Regions from separate parts of the Homo sapiens genome. Here region 2 is linked to region 1. A link is an interaction called in ENCODE POLR2A ChIA-PET data of the cell type or tissue named here. Cell type or tissue: B cell. All regions are shown on one strand.

Region 1 (8,000 bases):
TCATGTCTACATATCTGCACACTGTGGTGATGGGAGCTTCCAGGGAAGGGAAAAGAGCAAGTGTCATAATTACTCCCAGTTTATTATTTTTCTTGGTTTTATCAGTATAAACTTTTCGTCTCATTTGAGAAACTACAGGTATTTTTAAGGGGGTTGAAACTGTTATTTTTATATAAATAATATATATAATATATATATATATATCTCAGCTCACTGCGACCTCCGCCTCCCAGGTTCAAGTGATTCTCCTGCCTCAGCCCCCCAAGTAGCTGGGATTACAGGTGCCCACTCCCACGCCTGGCTAATTTTTTTGTATTTTTAGTAGAGACAGGGTTTCACCATGTTGGCCAGGCTGGTCTCGAACTCCTGACCTCAGGTGATCTGCCCATCTCAGCCTCCCAAAATGTTGGGATTACAGGTGTGAGCCACCTTGCCCAGCCTGAAATTGTCATTTATATTAATTCACAGTTTTCTACTTTCAAATGCTTTCATTGAGTATTTTTGATAATCTTTTCTATTCATGAACCAGGGATAAGATAATACCATAGACAAGTTCCTATTCTCATGGTACCCCCATTATAGTAGGGAGACTGAATCTTCAAAGTTACAGGGTGAATCAATGATAATGATCTTTGCAGCTTTCTGGAGTTAAAAAGTATCAAAATTGGGAGATATTAGATGATGACATCTAAGTATTAAAATAAGGAGATATTAAATGATGACTCCTAGAAATGAACCTGAATAAGGACTACCGCAATGTGTGTGGTGTGGGAAAGGACAGTTCTTTTAATGGCTGGCTGACCCAGCCTCAATTTTCTTGCAGCTTCGCCGACACGAGGTGACCATCTGCAATTACGAAGCATCTGCCAACCCAGCAGACCATAGGGTCCATCAGGTTACCCCACAGACACACTTTATTTCCTAAGGGCTGGCCAAGGCTCCCATAGAGGCGCTGTGTCAGTGAAGATGTACGACTACCTGTTGGGAAGGACAAAGGGATGAGGCTCCAGAGAGAGTTGGCTGCCACAGCCTCTGCCAAGCTTTGTCTTTGGGGCTTGCTGCAGAAACCTGGCCTACGGAAGATACGACACCACTGGGAGGGTTGTGTAGGTGCCAGGGGACCATCGTGGTTCTCTAGGGCGCTGTGGAAATTGGGTCTTGGGCTGGGTGGCATCTGGCAGTCATGGGTAACACTTGCTTTTCCAGTTAATGTGGCCATGTGATTCCAAGTGTCATGTTGCTTTGTGGCAAGATTGTTGTGTGACTTGTTTTTTTGTTTTTGTTTTTGTTTTTTTAAAGGAAACTATTTGTGGGCTATAGGAAACTTTCTGATGCCTCCGGATTGTGTTAGTAGTAGCCATCAGGAGGGTCTCCAACTAAAACACTTGTTCCTGCTTGCTCCTTTCCCCTCTCATTGTTCAGCATTCTTGTCAAGTTGCCCAGCTTGGAGTTGTCTGTCACGCACATGTGTCCTGTGGTTATAGCTAGAAGGACAGGAGTCTCCTGCTGATGCGTGATAGCTTAAGCTTGGGGAGAAGGTCTTTTCCACTGCCTAGCTAAGCAGTCTGGGGAGAGCATGGGGATCATTTCTATGTGTGTGGGTAATCTGGTCAGTAAGATTGAGACTTAGTTAAGATTCCCCTTGGAAATTCCTTAATGTTTATTAGCTTCTAACTAGTGTTGTAAGTCCGATGCCAGAATTTGGAGATTTGAGTTCTTCTTTTCATGGCTTTTATTCACTGTGACTAATAAGCTTCCTAATAAATCCTTGCCAGACTTAATGTTTGTATTTTCTTTTGAGTTCTTGATAGCCACTGATGCAACTTTCATTTCATGGGGAACTGTACTGAACTTTGAAATTTTTTGTTGTTGTTTTGGACTAGGTAGATTATAGGAAGTGCCACAATTAAATCAAGACTGGAGCCGGGCGCGGTGGCTCACGCCTGTAATCCCAGCACTTTGGGAGGCCGAGGTGGGCGGATCACGAGGTCAGGAGATCGAGACCACGGTGAAACCGTCTCTACCAAAAATACAAAAAATTAGCCGGGTGCGGTGGCGGGAGCCTGTAGTCCCAGCTACTCAGGAGGCTGAGGCAGGAGAATGGCATGAACCCGGGAAGCGGAGCTTGCAGTGACCTGAGATTGCACCACTGCACTCCAGCCTGGGTGACAGAGTGAGACTCCGTCTCAAAAAAAAAAAAAAAAAAAATCAAGACTGGATCAGTTTCTCCAGGAATGGTCAAGCTTAATTTTGTACAGTAGGCCAAAAACACTCCTACACCCATATATAGTAAAGAAGAAGGTGGGGTTGAAAACCTGTATTTCACAGAAATTAACTGGGCATGGTGGCGTGCACCTGTAGTCCCAGCCACTTGGGAGGCTGAGGTGGGAGGATCACTGGAGCCCAGGAGGTCGAGGCTACAGTAAGCCATGATTGCGCCACTGCACCCCAGCCTGAGGCAACAGAGTGAGACCTTGTCTCAAAACAACAACAACAAAACCCTATATTTCATTTTGCACAAAAGGAAGTGATTTGTAGAATGACATTTACAAAAATAAGGGAGAACAGATTTTGGAGCTCATCAGAAGAAATGAGGGTGAGGAAAGTAATTGAGCAGCTCATGTGGTCTCCAGGTAGACCAAAGACTTTGGACTTAAATTTTGAAAGTCAGTTTAGCAATTGAAGAGAATGTAAGTATCTAAAAAGGGGATTTGATATGGTCAGTATTCTCTCCCTTGCAGAAAACAGGAACAGGTAATAAAGGGAATTAGTGTTGAATCTGATCCTTTTGGGAGAATTCCTCTGAGGCATTGGCCCATGCTGTTGTTTGGAGGATATAGCCACTGTTTCTCCAGCCTGTCCTAGGAAAGGTCTGCTACCACCAAACCTTGTTGGCCCTCAAAATTTCTAAAATGCAGCCTGAAATAAACCAGAATGCAAATGCTGTTCTTGAAAAGCATGAAGGGTCCTATTCACTCAGCCACAGCCTCTTTATTTCAGTTGGATCATTTTTTGGAGTTAAAAGAAGGGCTATGTTTAAATTTGGAGTAGGGGGAAAAATAAAGTTAAAAATCTTAGAGCAGACTAGCCCTTCACTAATTCCACTAATTAAAGCATTAATCACAGCTCCTGGGACTGAGCCTCTGAATTTGAAGCTTCACTCTGAAGAATTTGTTTTAAGTGTCATGGTGTCTCAGGTGATCGAGGTTGCAGGAGGAACTGTTCATTCTTCCATAAGTGGGGACATTACCCTCCATTTTCTTTTGACATTCAGTCCTGGGTCCTTGGCTTGTGGTGGTCCCATAGGCTCAAAGGTTTCCTGCCCCGAATCCTGGTATTGTAGGCTCCCTGACCTGTTGAGTACTTAGGACCAAAGTGCCTCTGGGCCTGGGGGAAAGTGCTTTGTTGAGCTTCCAACTTTGTACTGTTTTCTTTTTCTTTTCTTTCTTTTTTTTTTTTTTTTTTTTTTGAGACAGAGTCTCGCTTTGTTGCCCAGGCTGGAGTGTAGTGGCACTATCTTGGCTCACTGCAAGCTCCGCCTCCCGGGTTCACGCCATTCTCCTGCCTCAGCCTCCCCCCGAGTAGCTAGGACTACAGGCGCCCGCCACAGCGCCAGGCTAATTTTTTGTATTTTTAGTAGAGACAGGGTTTCACCGTGTTAGCCAGGATGGTCTCGATCTCCTGACCTCGTGATCCGCCCGCCTCAGCCTCCCAAAGTGCTGGGATTACAGGAGTGAGCCACCGCGCCTGGCTGTACTGTTTTCTTTCTGTTCAAAGAAAACACTAGTATAGGTTAGGCTGGGAGAGTGAGTCCTAAGCGGCTGAGGGTCAAGTGTGACTCATTTCCTATTTGCAGATCCCCACACATTCTCAGGGACATGCTCCTTCAACTCAGTTTGCCTGCCTTCTGACTTTTCTGTGGTCCCTGATACCTATTTCCACTTCAGCTTGATGGCAGCGTTTTGTGCACTGTCTGCATGACATTGCTTGTGAAGGGCAGCGCTAACACTGCCAGTGCCTGTCCAGCTCTCCTGATACGGCCTTTGTATTTTTCCTAGGTCCTTTTTTGCGTGATTAACACCTCACGCTGTGATTTTACTGTATAAACCATGTTCACACAACCTCATTTAAGCCTACCAACAAAGCTGTGAAGGAGGCAGGGTGGTTATTACCATTTTATATATCAGGAAGCAGATCCAGAGAGGCAGAATTTAAATGGAATCCCGAGGTTGCTGTTTACATGCCTTCCTTGAGCCTCAGTTTCCCCATCTTCAAGGCTGGAGAACTAGATGATCTGTAAGGTCTCTTCGGTTCAGAGTGTGTCATTCCATTCATGATCCTGGAATAGGGCATGAAAGCCAGTGGCAGACACCCGAGGCCTTAAGAGGTGTGTCCCATGAGGATGGGAAGGTGGTAAAGTTTATGCAAACAATAGTGTGAGGGATGCCTCTCCTTCCGGTCGGCCCTCCTCCAGGAGGCGCATGGGTGGTGGTAGCAAGTGGGAGTCTTGGGTGCCCTGTCTCGAATCTACAAGGTGGGAGCGGGTGAGAACCCAGCGACTGCGCGGCTGAATGACAGGGAGTAGCCCCGCCGCCTCCAACATGGCAGCTTCTATCCAGCGAAGCCGGGTCCCCGCTTCCGGGTTCCGTACTGTCGGCCAGGCTACTTCCGGCAGCGCGATGGCTGGGTTCCCGGGACTCGAACGGAAGTTCCGGCGGGGGCGGCCGAGGGGGAAGAGTGTGTCTGCGGGAGAAAGAGGAGAATCGCCCAAGCGGCCTCGGAAGTCCCAGGGAGTGGAGGTACCCAGCCGGCGGCTGCGGAGGATGGGCGTGTAGGGGGAGGTCGGCCTCGGGAGGGTCCCGGAGAGCGGGGAGGGGGAACCGTGATGGGGGGGATGGGGGTGGGGAGTGAGGTGCGAAGGCGCTGTCCAGTCTTGGGGACTTCGGGAGTGGAGCGGGGCTAGGCAAGGGGGTGTCTGAGTATAAAGAGACAGACTTCAGGGTCGGAAATAGAAGAGCCCATTGTGGGGCGGGGGCTTCCCCAGAGTCAAAGGTACAAAGCTTTATTGTGGGCAGGTGGGAGTCCTGGGTCAGGGTAGAAAATTTCACTGGGTAGGGTGACCTTTGGTCAGAACAGAAGTTCCCATTGTGGGGAGCGGGAGATCCTGGGTCAGGGTGGAAGTTCTCAAGGTGTATAGAGAGAGACAGGTCAGGGGGAAGGCACCCCTCCGAGGAGGGAGCCTGGGCGGGAGGTGCAAGTCCCCACGGTGGAGAAGGAAGGGAATCGCAGCTCAGGGCAGGAGGTGCATTCCCCATGGGAAGAGGAACCCCGGGTCACAGGTGAACGATCCCATTGTGGGGAGCTGCCCTCAGGGGTCAGAGATGGAAGGTGAGGCCAGTTGGGAGGGGTGGGCAGGCACTTGAGGCAGGTAGTGGAAGCTTCCGGCGAGTTTGGAGGACGCCGAGGATGGGGAGGGGCCAGCCAGCCTGACATTCTTTTGTGTGTTTGGGAGTCCCAGAGCGTGGTCAAGCCAGGGCTCGTTTGCAGTCAGTGGCAGCAGCAGCAGGTAGCTCCGTTTAGGGGGGGCGTGGAGCACCAGTTTGGGGGTGGGTGGAGTTCTTACGCTTTCTGGGGACATGGGCAGCCCCCTGGGGGTCTGGGAATGGATGGGCCAGAAACTGCTGTGAAGGCTGGATGGGGGCTGGGTGGGGGGAGGTTGAGATGGGGGTTGGAGGCGGCACTGAGTAGGGGATGGAAGCTCCTTTCCCTGGCACTTTTCTCTCCATTTCCCATAGGGCCCGGAGTTGGGGAGGCAGGGACCCAGGGATGATTGGAGAGGAGGGGGAAGGCACTCACCCCTGAGGAGTTAGAGGGGGAATGAAGCAGGCGTGCCGCTGCCTCCCCTCTGCCCCCTGCCCTACAGTCCCTATGCCCTGCCTCTGCCTGTCTCCAGCAAGCTCAGGTCCTGTGGTTGGGCCAGAACCAGAGACACATGTTCTGGGCCACTAGGGAGGCTGTCTCTGCCTTTCAGCCCTGGAACTGAGGCAGACTTCTTCTCCTGTGCCCTGGGACTTCTTGCTTGACTATTCTTTGTGCCCAGGACAGAACCTGGGTGCTGTGTGGGGCTGATGGCCTGGTGGCCTCTTGGGCCAGGAGTGTGTCCTGTGCCTGGTTTTGCTCTTGACCGCCGCCCCGATGTATGCAGGCCCCCGCCGTGGAGCCGTGTGGTGTATGTGTGGTAACACCATGTCTGTGCCCCTGCTCACCGATGCTGCCACCGTGTCTGGAGCTGAGCGGGAAACGGCCGCGGTAAGGGTCCCCTTTCACCCACGGCCAGACACTGTGGGAGCAGCTGGAGGACCGGCTGGAGGGGGTGTGGGAAAATGGAGGTGGCAGTGATGAGCAGGGAGTATCCTGAGGCCAGCAGGCTCGGGGTAGTAACCTGTTTGGCTGCTACCTGGGTTCCCCCAGGTCCTTGGGGGTGGGGGAGGGGTGGGCAGAAGTTGGAGGACCTAGGGGAAGCCTTCCTGTCTCCCCATTTCCCATCCTTTTCCAGGTTATTTTTTTACATGGACTTGGAGACACAGGGTAAGTGACTGAGGAGGGGTGCTCCTTAAGGAGGGGTCCTGGCCCAGCAGCGGACTGGAGAGGCCTTCTCTTCCTACCACATCGGAGCCTTTTCTCCCGTCCCTCCTACAGGCACAGCTGGGCTGACGCCCTCTCCACCATCCGGCTCCCTCACGTCAAGTACATCTGTCCCCATGCGTGAGTGTCACCCCAGCAAGGGAGGGGCTGAGGCTGGGGATCATCTGGGGGTGGTCCTGTCATCCCAGGCCTGTTCTCTCCTGTCAGTTGCATCCTGGGGCTTGGGCTCAGGGCAGTCAGAAGTGGCATTTTCAGCCTGAGCTCCTGTGGAGCCCCCAGGAGTGGGGTCCAGCACCAGCCCCCAGCCCTAGGGCCTCCTAGACCTGAGCTCTCCTAGAACCCACACCTCCCTTTGCCCCTTCCCCAAGTACTCACCGACTACCTGGGACCCCGTCACACCAAGCGCTGGGCTCTGCTTCTCCATTACTGGCGCTTTGCCCCAACCACAGCCTCCAGCCCCACGTGGCAGGTTGCCTGGCAACACCTTAAACACAGGCCCTGCCTGCTGGGAGGGGCCACCAGGGGCGGCGCGGCCCCACTCCGGGCTCTGAGCTCTGGCCTCCTCATTCCTCCTGAGCATGATGGGCCCTCTGGCTCTCTTTCCCCAGGCCTAGGATCCCTGTGACCCTCAACATGAAGATGGTGATGCCCTCCTGGTGAGTTTGGGAGTGGGGGTGGGCAGGGGGACGAGGACACTTGGGCTGAGGGAGCCACAGGGGGCTGGCTGGGGTTTTCTATAGCTGCCAGTGCCTCTACTCCCAAGGTTTGACCTGATGGGGCTGAGTCCAGATGCCCCAGAGGACGAGGCTGGCATCAAGAAGGCAGCAGAGAACAGTAAGACCCCAGCCCCTCCTCCACATCCTCCTTCCCCTGCCCCCCAGGAAAGCGCTGGGCGGTTCCTCAGCCTAGCTCCCTTATTGGGCCCCTTGGCAGCTTCCCTCTACCCACTCATGCCCCCTCCCCCAGTCAAGGCCTTGATTGAGCATGAAATGAAGAACGGGATCCCTGCCAATCGAATCGTCCTGGGAGGCTTTTCACAGGTGAGGGGAGAGGGGTGGGGGGGTAGGGGGTAGGGGTGGCCGGTGAGTGAGCTGTGCCCTCATGACCCCTCTCTCTCCTCCCTCCAGGGCGGGGCCCTGTCCCTCTACACGGCCCTCACCTGCCCCCACCCTCTGGCTGGCATCGTGGCGTTGAGCTGCTGGCTGCCTCTGCACCGGGCCTTCCCCCAGGTGAATGTCCCCACTGACCCCCCCGCCCTTTGTGTCTGCATCCTCGTGGCTTGGGGACTGCTGCAGCACTAGCTTTGCCCTGAGTCCTGTCCGGCCTCCAGGCAGCTAATGGCAGTGCCAAGGACC
Region 2 (8,000 bases), 280 kb before region 1:
AACTAGGTCTTATTCATATTTATCTTCTCAGTGCCCAACATGTAATATTCAGTAAGCTATAACAATATCCATGTACAAAGTATTAATGATTACACGTTAATGTCAAGAAAACTACAAAAAGCTCTCCCTCTCCCTCTCCCTCCCCCTCCCCCTCCCCCTCCCTCTCCCCGTCCCCTCTTTCCACGGTCTCCCTCTGATGCCGAGCCGAAGCTGGACTGTACTGCTGCCATCTCGGCTCACTGCAACCTCCCTGCCTGATTCTCCTGCCTCAGCCTGCCTAGTGCCTGCGATTGCAGGCGCGCGCCGCCACGCCTGACTGGTTTTCGTATTTTTTTGGTGGAGACGGGGTTTCGCTGTGTTGGCCGGGCTGGTCTCCAGCTCCTAACAGCAAGTGATCCGCCAGCCTTGGCCTCCTGAGGTGCCGGGATTGCAGACGGAGTCTCCTTCACTCAGTGCTCAATGGTGCCCAGGCTGGAGCGCAGTGGCGTGATCTCGGCTGGCTAAAACCTCCACCTCCCACCCGCCTGCCTTGGCCTCCCAAAGTGCCGAGATTGCAGCCTCTGCCCGGCCGCCACCCCGTCTGGGAAGTGAGGAGCGTCTCTGCCTGGCCGCCCATCGTCTGGGACGTGAGGAGCCCCTCTGCCTGGCTGCCCAGTCTGGAAAGTGAGGAGCGTCTCTGGCCGGCCGCCATCCCATCTAGGAAGTGAGGAGCGCCTCTTCCCGGCCGCCATCCCATCTAGGAAGTGAGGAGCGTCTCTGCCCGGCCGCCCATCGTCTGAGATGTGGGGAGCGCCTTTGCCCCGCCGCCCCGTCTGGGATGTGAGGAGCGCCTCTACCCGGCCGCGACCCCGTCTGGGAGGTGAGGAGCGTCTCTGCCCGGCCGCCCCGTCTGAGAAGCGATGAGACCCTCCGCCCGGCAACCGCCCCGTCTGAGAAGTGAGGAGCCTCTCCGCCCGGCAGCCGCCCCGTCTGAGAAGTGAGGAGCCTCTCCGCCCGGCAGCCGCCCCGTCTGAGAAGTGAGGAGCCCCTCCGCCCGGCAGCCGCCCCGTCTGAGAAGTGAGGAGCCTCTCCGCCCGGCAGCCGCCCCGTCTGAGAAGTGAGGAGCCCCTCTGCCCGGCAGCCACCCCGTCCGGGAGGGAGGTGGGGGGGTCAGCCCCCCGCCCGGGAGCCGCCCCGTCCGGGAGGTGAGGGGCACCTCTGCCCAGCCGCCCCTACTGGGAAGTGAGGAGCTCCTCTGCCCAGCCAGCAGCCCCGTCCCGGAGGGAGGTGGGGGGGTCAGCTCCCCGCCCGGCCAGCCGCCCCTACTGGGAAGTGAGGAGCCCCTCTGCCCGGCCACCACCCGGTCTGGGAGGTGTACCCAACAGCTCATTGAGAACGGGCCATGATGACAATGGCGGTTTTGTGGAATAGAAAGAGGGGAAAGGTGGGGAAAAGATTGAGAAATCGGATGGTTGCCGTGTCTGTGTAGAAAGAGGTAGACATGGGAGACTTTTCATTTTGTTCTGTACTAAGAAAAATTCTTCTGCCTTGTGATCCTGTTGATCTGTGACCTTACCCCCAACCCTGTGCTCTCTGAAACATGTGCTGCGTCCACTCAGGGTTAAATGGATTAAGGGCGGTGCAAGATGTGCTTTGTTAAACAGATGCTTGAAGGCAGCATGCTCTTTAAGAGTCATCACCACTCCCTAATCTCAAGTACCCAGGGACACAAACACTTCGGAAGGCCGCAGGTCCTCTGCCTAGGAAAACCAGAGACCTTTGTTCACTTGTTTATCTGCTGACCTTCCCTCCACTATTGTCCTATGACCCTGCCAAATACCCCTCTGCGAGAAACACCCAAGAATGATCAATTAAAAAAAAAAAAAAAGAAAGAAAACTACAAAAAAAGATTCTTGAACTGGGCCTTCAAGAATAAGTAGGCACCCACTCAGCTCAAATGGAGCACAGGGCATCCTAGGTGGAAGGAACAGCATGTGGACAGGCCCAGAAGAGGGAAGACGTGTCGATTTCAGGAAATGACAAGGAAGCCCAGTGTGGCAATGGTGCTGGGAAAGGGTGGCCAGGGAGGCCACAGGTAAGGTAGAGGAAGCCAGTTGGAAGTTGTAAATAGCCATTTATACCATGCAAAAGGGTTAGAACTTCATCCCGAGGGCAGAGAGGAGCCATGGATGGGCATTAAGCAGGAGAGTAACGCGATTAGAACTACATTTTAGAAAGATCTTTCTGGGGATCGCTTCTCAGCCTTTTGGCTAAGATCAAGTGTAGAAAGATCTCTCTGGGGCAGCAGAAGGCATGCATTCTCAAACTTCAGCTGCATTAGACTCACCTGGGAGGTTCATGGAGCCTCAGAATACTGAGTCCCGCCCCATGAGTTTCTTATTCAGCAGGTCTGAGGCAAGGTCTCTTTTTTTTTTTGAGACGGAGTCTCGCTCTGTTGCCCAGGCTGGAATGCAATGGCGCCATCTCGGCTCACTGCAACCTCTGCCTCCTGGGTTAAAGTGATTCTCCTGACTCAGCCTCCTGAGTAGCTGGAGTTACAGGCGCCTGCAACCATGCCCGCTAATTTATTTTATTTTTTTAGTAGAGACGGGGTTTCACTGTGTTAGCCAGGATGATCTCAATCTCCTGACCTTGCGATCCGCCCGCCTTGGACTCTCGAAGTGTTGGGATTACAGGCGTGAGCCACTGCACCTGGCCTTTTTTTTTGCAGAGTCTCACTATGTAGCCCAGGCTGGAGTGCAGTGGTGTGATCTCACTGCATCCTCTGCCTCCTGGGTTCAAGCGATTCTCCTGCCTCAGCCTCTTCAGTAGCTTGGATTACAGGCACCCGCCACCAAGCCCGGCTAATTTTTTTATATTTTTAGCAGAGATGGGGTTTCACCATGCTGGCCAGACTGGTCTTGAACTCCTAACTTCAAGTGATCCACCGCACCCAGCGTGAGGCATGGTCTTGAATATGCATGTCTCACATTTCCAGGTGATACTGCTGCTGCTGGTCTGAGGACTACAGTTGGACCCACTGATGTAGAGGGTGGGAGGGAGAGTGTGGGCAGCAAGACCTTTCAGGAAGCTGTGGAAATAGATGGGGGAGACAGAGTCAGGGCTGATCACATTTTAGATCTGGGTGCTGCGAACTTTTCAGTGCCTTAATGGTGAGATTGCAGGCATGGTGATAAGAGACTGTATCTTGGAGGGAAATCCACTGGGCAATCATGTGCCCCCAGCATTGGCCAGGACAGCCCCCAACACCCAGCCTGCGGGGACCAGATCCACAGTTGGTAATGAGCTTCAGAAAGCACGACAAAGACAAGATGCCCAGAGCTGCAGTTTAATGTTTAATGCCCAATTATCTCAATACAAGGAGGCTTACATGGTGCTCATAAAGACACGACCAGGCGAAACCAGGCCGGCAGGAAATGACCCGCATGAGTCCCAGCACGGGGACCATGTTCTCTCGGTTCCAGCTCACCCTCGAAAAGTGCCACAGGCAAGGTTCTTCAGCTCACCCAGGAGCCAGCAGGCTGGCCAGGCGTGTGGCCACCATGGTCACTGAGGATCCTCGTGGGAGAATAGGGTTCTGGGACCTCAGGATACAATCACAAGAACCAGAAAGCTGCTTCCAAACAACCCCAGAAGGTTTTCACTTCACATGCGCTAAGCCACACAACACCTGGATGCTGGGGCACCCAAACCCTTTCCCTAAAACTCTGAACACTGCAGAATGGAGGTTGAGAACACTTGGGGAGGGAGAACAAAGTCAGAACCATCCTAAAGCCAGTTTTTCAAGCTTGACCACCTCCCTCTTCCTCCCTGAAGGCACACCAGCCGATCCCATTACTGTGGAAAAGGGACACCCTCTGGTCTATTCTAACACCTTTAATGGGAAAGGAGTTAGGAGCATGTCCCTGGCTTCAAGAAATCTCTGAATCTCCAACTCTACTGGATGATTTCCTGGAGCCCCAAGCTTTAGAAGTCCCTGGGGACACGAGTGATTTTTTTAGGGGGGCTGCTGGTGGGGCTGGGAAGTTTCCTGGCAGAAATTATTTACCTCAGAAAGACACTGGCTTTTCTCTTACCCTCGTTTTAAAGTCTACCTGGTCCCTAAAGAAAATACCACTCAGGCTGGGCCTGGTGGCTCGTGCCTGTCATCTCAACACTTTGGGAGGCCGAGGTGGTGGATCACTTGAGGTCAGGAGTTCAAGACCAGCCTGACTAACATGGCAAAACCCCGTCTCGACCAAAAATACAAAATTAGCCGGGCGTGGTGGTGCATGTCTATAGTCCCAGCTACTCTGGAGGCTGAGGCAGAAGAATCGCTTGAACCTGGGAGGCAGAGGTTGCAGTGAGCCGAGATCAGGCCACTGCACTCCAGCCTGGGCAACAGAGCGAGACTCCATCTCAAAAAAAAAAAAAAAGAAGAAAAAAAGAAAAGAAAATACCACTCAAAATGTGTCCTGAAGCACTCTGTGGAAGTCGGGAGGCTTCAAGTGTCACTGGCAAGACGGGGGCATGAGCTTGTGTCCTGCACTGAATCTGAGGCTTAGCCTGGGAGGTCTAGCCCCTTGGCCAGGCAAGGTGTGAAAGGGACAGTAGAGGGGGACAGAGGCAGCTGCTGAGCACACGGGGCACAAGCCTGAAGGCAGCTCCCCTGACCAGCCATATGGAGAGGCCTCTAGGGCATGAGCTTACATTCCAGACTTCAGTATTAAACTCATTCCCAATGGGTCCTGCAGGCCCCTTCTTCCTTTTCTCTGATGTAATTCTTGGGGAAAGCTCCAGAGCCCAAGGAATGGGAGTCAAACACCTCTGACTTCAGAGATGGCACATGGCTAAATGGCAGCCCAGTGGAGACCTCAGAGCAGCCCACTCACCACAAACGAGATCCTACACAGGGTCCCTGAGCATGCTGGACTTTAAGACGGGCGTCTGATAAGACCCTTGTGAGTATTTGGGTAGGAGACCAAAAGCATTTCTGCAAAGGGTACACAATTAGCCCTGCTTATAGAGTGGGGGCAGCTGTGACCCGCTGACCACTCCTGGGAGGGGGCTAACTTGGGGGCCCAGGAATTTGAGCAAATGATGAGGCACAATTGTCCCCAGCTGGGCATTAGATCACATTGGGCCCCACCCTGAAATAATCCCTCGTCTCAAACTTCAGACATCAGTCAGTCAGCTCAGGAGCCATCCAACAAAACCAACTTCATATTTTAAACCAGCTTAATGCTACAAACTTTTCTAAAAAGTGCTGTCCAGCTGAGCCTCTGAGAAAACCTAGCTCCCTGAGGGGTGGATGGCAGGCCTCTCAGACCAACCCCTGAGCCTCTCTCCAGAAGTCATAGCCTTGGTTCAGCCCAGAGCACCCACATCCCAGGGTGGGTGGGGGAGAAGAGCAGCTGAGCTGAAGGGACAATGTGGGATGATCAAGCCTCTGGGGGAACAGGCTGAAGCCAAAAGACCCCCTCAGGACCCCAGGCCTGCAGAGGTAACATGAGTTCCTCTCCCCATTAGCTGTGAAGGCCTGGTCTGCCATGAAGACCTCTCTCTGTCACCCCTTCAGTATACCTGGGAAAAAAGGAGTGAACAAGTCACCAAGCCCCAGTCACCTCTGTCCTTGGGGTCTGAGTGAGCTCTGAGGGGTGGAGTCCTTAATGAACCATCCCCTTCAATAACATGGTGAAAAAATTCCTCCCAGGGAAGCAGAGAATGATGCCAGTGCCACATGGGGGGCAGAGGGGATGCTTTTGGCAGTTTTTTGTTTTAATCTGACCCTTCTTTACAGTGGGGCTGCCTCTGCCTACCAAGTCCTTGGTGCAAAATGGCTCCTGGACCAGCGCAAGGCAGAAACTCTGAGGAAAAGTGCCCGCCACAGCCATGACAGCTGCCCCCATGCTCCTGTCTGTTTTCCACGGGAGCTTGTCTCTGCTGGACCATTTTTACATCTCAAGGGGAGAGGTAAGGACTTCCTCAGGAAAGGGGTCTCCTGAGCAGGTGGCTCCTGTTTCCACAGGAGCCTCAGTGCTACCTGCCCTAGGATGGCTCCCTGGGACCATCTCTGGGACAGAGGCGACCAGGAAGCCAAGACCGGCAGCTCAGCTGGAGATGTGAGGCCAAGAACAGGGGAAGAGGCAAAAGGGCCCACAGCTGCCGTTTACTAGAACCATGAGGCCTAAGTGCAATTAGCATTCTAGCAGACTGGACAGCCCCTCAGAGTCCCAGCCCCCACCACAGTGGGGAAACCAAGGATGTAGCCTGGGCCCCTCCCTTGGAAACCCAGACCTGCCCTGGAACATGGACAGTGATGGGCCTGTCTGCAGAGGTCTCACTAAAAACTAGAACAACCTCCCTGCTAAAACTCAGGGAGGACAAACAAACAACTCAACCTGAAATAAATACAAAGGCATTATGTGCTTCTTGGTACGTCGAGGGTCCTAATTACCCCTCAAAAGGAGGTAGCAGGGCCTTTCCCTGGACTTGGCCACCTCACCTGCAGCCTTCTTGTGAGAGGTCAGAAGTCAGAAGACTGGATGGGCCTCCCTAGGCCCAGCTTCCATTAGGAAGGTGAGGACCACCCCTTATCCACTCCTCACCCGTACCATTCATATCTCCCCACACAGCTTCTGCCGGCTGGGGCAGGAAAGGCGAGGAGACCCCATGCCCTGAGGGCAGCACCTAGTGTCCAATGTCCCTGTGCAGGCAGAGGGGCTGTCAGCCTGTCTGTGAGGAGGTAGAGTCGGGGGCAGGCTGCTGGGGGCAGGCAGGGCCACTCAATTAATCAACAGGTCCCCAAGGTCGTAGGAGTCGAAGAGATCGCTGATGCCCTCACCCGCCTCCAAGCCCCACAGGTAGTCGTCCTGGTCCAAGGATGGGGAGAAGCTGATCAGAGGGGAGCTGCACGCCAGGGTCGGGGACAGGAACTGGTCCTCAGTCTGCTGCAGGAGTGGGTGCGGCAGCTCCAGCAGGCTGTCAGTAGCCTCCAAGGGGACCAGGGATGGAGGCGGTGGGGCCTGCTGGGGGGTTGGCGCTGGTGCTGGCACTGGAGACAAACAGACAAAGGTTACGCCTGGCCCTAGCATCCAACTCCTCAGCACGCGAGGACAGACTTCCGGTTCTCTGGATGACTGCACCCTTCTTCTCTCTCCTTAGCCTGGGTGGACTGTCGTGCTCTCAAAATCCACCTTCCAGAGTCTACACCCAACCCTACAACTTTTCATGTATTTTTTATTTTTTTGAGACCGGGTCTCACTCTATCACCCAGGCTAGAGTGCAGTGTTGTGATCTTGGTTCACTGCAACCTCTGCCTCCCAGGTTCAAGCGATTCTCCCACCTGAGCCTCCCGAGTAGCTGGACTACAGGCATGCACCACCACACCCAGCTAATTTGTGTATTTTTAGTAGAGATGGGGTTTCACCATGTTGGCCAGGCTGGTCTCGAACTCCTGACCTCAAGTGATCGGCCTTCCAAAGTGTTGGGATTACAGGCCTGAGCCACTGTGCCCGGCCAAAAAGGAAAGAAATTCTGACACATGCTACAACATAGATGAACCCTGAGGACATTAAACTATGTGAAATAAGCCAATCACAAAAAAACAAATACTGTGTGATTCCACTTACATTAGATACTTAGTCAAAATCGCAGGGACAGAGAGTAGAAGGGTGGTTGTCAGGGGCTGGGCAGAGAGGGGAATGGGGAATAGGTACAGAGTTTCAGTTTTACAAGGTGAAAGGAGTTATGGAGATGAATGGTGATGGTTACACAACATTATGAATGTATTAATTACCACTGAACTGTACATTTAAAAATAGTTATGATGGTAAATTTTTGTTATGTTGCCTCTACTCTCCACCACACACAACTATACCTGACCTCATCACCCTCTCCAATTACTGGCCCATTTTTCTGCTCCTTTGCACAGTAAACTTTCTCCAGAGTAGCCTCAGCTTGTCTCCACTTCCCTATTACTATTCTCTCTTCAACTCACTCCAGTCTGGGGTCTCTCCCCA

Evidence for each region. Peaks named below come from ENCODE experiments on the same cell type or tissue, not always from the same donor. Only the 100,000 strongest peaks of a DNase experiment are listed, where the experiment ranks them.
Region 2: POLR2A ChIA-PET joins it to region 1 with 13 read pairs; 4 of 35 experiments call an interaction of 5 or more read pairs at or near these places.

The regions. Positions count from the first base shown.
Region 1 is chr1:23,786,452-23,794,451 of GRCh38, forward strand. It overlaps PITHD1 (PITH domain containing 1), which reads left to right. Exons shown (of 6, transcript NM_020362.5): 6 at 824-1,781. The coding sequence ends at 925. LYPLA2 (lysophospholipase 2) reads left to right here and starts at 4,694. Exons shown (of 10, transcript NM_007260.3): 1 at 4,694-4,799; 2 at 6,206-6,309; 3 at 6,557-6,588; 4 at 6,700-6,765; 5 at 7,254-7,301; 6 at 7,409-7,479; 7 at 7,612-7,685; 8 at 7,773-7,874; 9 at 7,976-8,000. The coding sequence starts at 6,232. LOC105376860 (a long non-coding RNA gene) reads right to left here and starts at 7,081. Exons shown (of 2, transcript XR_947067.3): 1 at 7,021-7,081; 2 at 4,163-4,339. RefSeq lists a silencer at 4,872-4,931. In B cell, no CTCF peak of the experiment used is centred here; DNase peaks (open chromatin) are centred at 4,650, 5,250, 6,134 and 7,120; H3K4me3 peaks cover 1,701 bases; H3K27ac peaks cover 2,862 bases.
Region 2 is chr1:23,503,116-23,511,115 of GRCh38, forward strand. E2F2 (E2F transcription factor 2) reads right to left here. Exons shown (of 7, transcript NM_004091.4): 7 at 3,323-7,033. The coding sequence ends at 6,765. Among named protein-coding and RNA genes, the nearest start is that of ASAP3, 23 kb to the left of the region's middle. RefSeq lists enhancers at 247-1,081, 1,082-1,915. In B cell, no CTCF peak of the experiment used is centred here; no DNase peak of the experiment used is centred here.